Linked DNA regions of Homo sapiens: region 2 is linked to region 1. Evidence: read pairs that join two places in POLR2A ChIA-PET (ENCODE). Cell type or tissue: CD4-positive, alpha-beta T cell. All regions are shown on one strand.

Region 1 (2,500 bases):
CAGTAATCTCAGCTACTTGGGAGGCTAAGGCAGGGGAATTGCTTAAACCAGGGAGGTGGAGGTTGCAGTGAGCCGAGATTGCACCACCGCACTCCAGCCTGGGTGACAGAGTGAGAATCCGTCACACACACACAAAAAAATCTTCTCAAGGACAGGCATGGTGGCTCACACCTGTAATCCCAGCACTTTGGGAGGCTGAGGCAGGTGGATCACTTGAGGCCAGGAGTTGGATACCAGCCTGGCCAAAATGGCGCAACCCAGTCTCTACTGAAAATATAAAAATTAGCAGGGCATGGTGGCGCAGGCCTGTAATCCCAGCTACACCAGAGGCTGAGGCAAAGAATTGCTTGAACCGGGGAGGTAGAGGTTTCAGTGAGCTGAGATCACGCCACTGCACTCCAGCCTGGGTGACAGAGGAAGACTCTGTCTCAAAAAAAAAAAAAAGTATTCTAGTTGACTTGATAATTATGACTTTGAGCCAGGGACCGATTATGCAACAATATAACACAATTAGTTTAATATATGAATTTAATCCAATCTGTGAAAAGCATTTTTCTTTTCCTAAAGGGCCATTATATTATAGCGAATAATGTCTATCTCTTGGAAAGGAGCTTTCTTCTGTAGACTGTCTTATCTAAGTCTGGCTCTTTTGATAAACATCCACAAATGGCCAAACATTTAAAAAGTATAGAGTTCAACAGTCTGTCTGATTAAGCAATACCAACTTGACATTACTGATCTCCATTCAATAATTTCAAGTCAATAGGGATTGCCTCATGTGCACTGCTCGGGTCAGGGAGAGAAATGGGGGAGGGCGGATTCTTGTTCTTTGACAGGGTAAACTGGATAATCTTGAAACCTATACTTTGGGAGCAAAATATGTGGTTCTAAATTATCTCTCCTCCTCTTTCTCAAGTTTCCCCAAAAGAACTTGAGAATTCTCTTCATGTTCCTGAAAAAAACTGTGTTAAGGAGGAGAGGAGCAGGAATCAGAAGATGGTTCCAATTCCTTCTCTGGTCCAATTTCCTTGCGATCAAATGATCTTTGAGGTTGTTCCATTGTCTTTTTGAACCATTGTTCCTTCCCTAGTAAAATGGAGTGAAAATCATTTTACTGACTTGCTTACTTAACAAATTTTTGTGGGGCTCAAAAGAGATGGTGTGGATGCCAGTCTCTAAATGAGCAAACTGCAGCTCATCTAGAACCTCACCTGCAATAAACACCAGCCCCTTACAAGAGCCCCAAAGCCTCAGCTGGAGAGACAACTGTTTACACAGAATACAGCTTGCTTTCTTCCTCTAATTGGCTGCCTGAGTTCTAACCTATGTTTTAAATTTGTTTTAAGACACAGATTGTATTTGGTCACATGAAAATGCCTTAAATAGGCAATCTATAATTAGCTCTGGCTGAGTCTCATCTCCCAAAGTCACTACTGTTGTCGTCATCTTTTTTCTTTCTTCTTTAATGAACTCTTCCCTTTTTTTGTCCCAGAACAAGCTTCTCGCTTACATGCCCTTTACAAAGAAAATTTCCCTGGCTGGCTGCCAACGGTTTCTCTGCCCACTTCCATTTTAAGCAATTTTTATGAGTGTCCCATCTCTTCTCAAACAAAGGCAGATGGCAAAACTTGCTGGTTTACTTTTAAAGAAAACTTGACCCAGACTGTTATAAGCTAAGAAGAGGCTTTGTGAAGTCACATGGCCTGGGTTTACCCATCACCCCCTGATAAGCACTCACAGCTGATTCCCGTGCAAACCCCAGCATCTCACACTGGTTTCATATGGGCCATAGGAAGCACCTTCCAAAGTTTGATGTGTTCTTCAACATCTATTCCCATGGCAGATGACCCATTTTGACCCAAAGGGCCCCACAGTTCTCTTTCGGCTCCTGCTAGTTCTGCAAAGCCTCAGCACTGCTTTTTCTGTAGGCAGTTAATACTAATGCTAATTCAACAGGAAGTGGTATGGGGGTACAAGAGGCAGGATGTCTTCCTGTTGCCCAGTTATTTACAAAAAGGCAGATCTTCTCTCCAAGACTTCAAACGTTCCCCACAGGACTAACTTGTGCTCCTTTACAGGTAATGAGCTAATAAATTATTTCTGATCTCAAAGCTGTATAACAACTGAATTTGTTCAAAAGCCAAAAAAGTAGTAGAAATACAGTCTATACTGCCTGGTGCAGTTGCTCGCGCCTGTAATCCCTGAACTTTGGGAGGCCGAGGTGGGTAGATCACTTGAGGTCAAGAGTTCGAGACCAGCCTGGCCAACATGGTGAAATCCCTTGTCTCCTAATAGTACAAAAATTAGCCGGGCCATGGTGGCGGGCGCCTGTAATCCCAGCTACTCAGGAAGCTGAGGCAGGAGAACTGCTTGAACCCAGGAGGCAGAGGTTTCAGTGAAATCACACCATCGCACTCCAGCCTGGGCGACAGAGCGGACTGCTTCTCAAAAAAAAATAAAATAGATAAATAGGCCAGGCGCGGTAGCTCACGCCTGTAAT
Region 2 (2,500 bases), 70 kb before region 1:
CCCTCTTTGGGGGAGGGGGACATGAACAAGGCTGTGACAGGCAGCGAGGACCAGATCTCGCTCCAAAGGGAAAGCGTGTCCACCTTCAAAAGGAGGGGACAACTTGGACCAGTGCAGAGTTGGGTGAGGGGAAGGGAGGGCAGTGCCAGCGGCAGAGCAGCAGGAGATGCCGAGAACACCCAGAGACCTTGGCCTTCACCTGGCCACTGTCCTTCTCAGCCCGATTCTCAGAGGGCCCAGGTCAGAGGTCTGAGGGGGAAGTGTGAGTTTCTGGGTACAAAGTTTGGTGGCCCAGACCTTGGGCCGGAGGGAGGACCACTCCCTGCCCTGTCCTGTGACTCTCAGAATCACCTGTCAGGAGGGGGAGCCCTCTGCATTGCCATGATGGGCAGGCCCAAGGCTGCAGGGCACAGGTCTGGGTGCCTCTCCCTGGGCCCAGACTCCCTCAGGCCTTGGGTGGGCACTGGCCTCTCCCAGGTCACTGCAGTCCCAAGCGCCCCTCCCTGGGAGCTCAGCCTGGATCTGCCCCAACTGAAGCGTCTCGTGGTTCTCCAGGTTCTGCCTACAATCCGAGGTCCCCCTGTCCTGGGCCACCTCCCCACACCACTGGGTCCCACCTCTTCCTGACACTCTTGGGTCCCCTGTCCTGAACTACCTCCTCCCACACTGCTGGGTTCCCTTGATTCAGGTCCCTTCCTTCCCATACCTCCGGGGCCCCTGGCTTGGCCACCTCTTCCCCACATCCGCAGGCCACACCCTTGGCTTTCTCTCAAGAGTTCACTTTCTTAACAGTGAATTTCCTATTGTTAGCATCTTCTGCAATCTAGAGAAGCTGAGAATTTCCCAAATCATCAAATTACTACAGCAAATTACCACAAAGTTGCAGTGAGCTGTTATCACACCACTGCACTCCAGCCTCAGTGACAGAGCGAGACCCTATCTCAAACAAACAAACAAACAAACAACATCCAAAAGGAATGAGAAAATTCTTGCCCTTCAGGAGAGGAAAAACATCTGGGCCACACCACCACCACCAACAACAAAAAATAGCTTATGTGTCATTTGCCTTTGAGTAATATACATACGTCATTCATTCACCTTAAAAATCAGGCATTAGGTACTGTAACAAATGTGCACCAAGAAAAGAACAGGCATTAGGATGTTAACCATTATGAAATTAAAAAAAATAATAAAGAATAAGATCCTTAATCATTTGCAAATACTTTTTTTTTTTTTTTTTTTTTGAGACGGAGTCTCGCTGTTAGCTAGGCTGCAATGGCGCGATCTTGCCTCACTGCAATCTCCGCTTCCTGGTTCAAGCGATTCTCCCACCTCAGCCTCCCGAGTAGCTGGGACTACAGGTGTGTGCCACCATGCTTGGCTAATTTTTGTATTTTTAGTAGAGATGCACTTTCACCATGTTGGCCAAGCTGGTCTCGAACTCCTGGCCTCAAGTGATCTGCCCACCTCAGCCTCCCAAACAAAGTGCTGGGATTACAGGTATGAGCCACCATGCCCAGCCTTTGAAACCTTTTTCTACATAAAGTTACATTTACATTATTCATTTACATGGATATATTTTGGGGGCCATTTTGCAGCCAGCATAGTCTCCTTGACCCCATAGACCCCTTCTCCCCACACCCCAGATTCCTCTTGTCCTGGGCCACCTGCACTACAGACCTCTTCACAAAGGGACTTGGACTCTTCTCAGGAGGGGACCCGGGTCATGGGCAGCCCCGCCTGTGTAGACAGCTGCAGCTGGGCTGCTCAGAGAGCCCCCAGCCCAGGGCTGAAGAGCTTCAGGGCTCAGCTGTGTCCCAGGCAGGTGCTGGGGCTGGGGGGTGGGAGCCTGGCCCTTCTCCCTCCCACTGTCTCCTTCTCTTCTTTTTTTTTTTTTTTTTTTTTTGAGACTGAGTCTAGCTGTGTTGCCCAGGCTGGAGTGCAATGGCGTGACCTCAGCTCACTGCAACGTCCGCCCAGATTCAAGCAATTCTCGTGCCTCAGCCTTCCTGAGTAGGTGGGATTACAGGTGCATTCCACCACGCCCGGCTAATTTTTGTGTTTTTGGAAGAGCTGGGCATTGTACCATGTTGGCCAGGCTGGTCTCCAACTCCTGACCTCAAGTGATCCTCCTTCCTCCACCTCCCAAAGTGCTGGGATTATAGGCATGAGCCACCGTGCACAGCCTGTCTCCTCCTCTTCCTGCCTCCCCACACCCTGCCTCATCCCCTTCCTGTGTAGCTCAGGGTACATACAGGCACCGAAGTGCACATCCAATGTGTCCCCGCCTACTAAATGTGCTGTGAGCATTACAAGCCACCCAGAGGGCCTTGCCTCCTAAGCAAAGGCCTCAAAGGTCCTTCCTTCCTGACCTGAGTCTCTCTCCTTCTAACTAATTATCCTCACTAGGAGCAGGCACTAGGAGAGAGCCGCTTCTCTGCCTCCTGCCCAAAGAGGGCCATTTCAGAGAACCACAGTAGAGGAGGAGCTGACTGCCAGC

Evidence for each region. Peaks named below come from ENCODE experiments on the same cell type or tissue, not always from the same donor. Only the 100,000 strongest peaks of a DNase experiment are listed, where the experiment ranks them.
Region 2: POLR2A ChIA-PET joins it to region 1 with 6 read pairs; 7 of 35 experiments call an interaction of 5 or more read pairs at or near these places.

What each region holds. Positions count from the first base shown.
Region 1 is chr9:128,071,683-128,074,182 of GRCh38, reverse strand. All of the region lies in intron 1 of SLC25A25 (solute carrier family 25 member 25), which reads right to left. Among named protein-coding and RNA genes, the nearest start is that of SLC25A25, 4.7 kb to the right of the region's middle. RefSeq lists enhancers at 1-171, 172-672. In CD4-positive, alpha-beta T cell, no CTCF peak of the experiment used is centred here; DNase peaks (open chromatin) are centred at 1,532 and 1,932; H3K4me3 peaks cover 1,366 bases; H3K27ac peaks cover 2,432 bases.
Region 2 is chr9:128,142,016-128,144,515 of GRCh38, reverse strand. No RefSeq gene overlaps it. Among named protein-coding and RNA genes, the nearest start is that of LCN2, 6.2 kb to the left of the region's middle. RefSeq lists a cis regulatory region at 2,217-2,390. In CD4-positive, alpha-beta T cell, no CTCF peak of the experiment used is centred here; no DNase peak of the experiment used is centred here.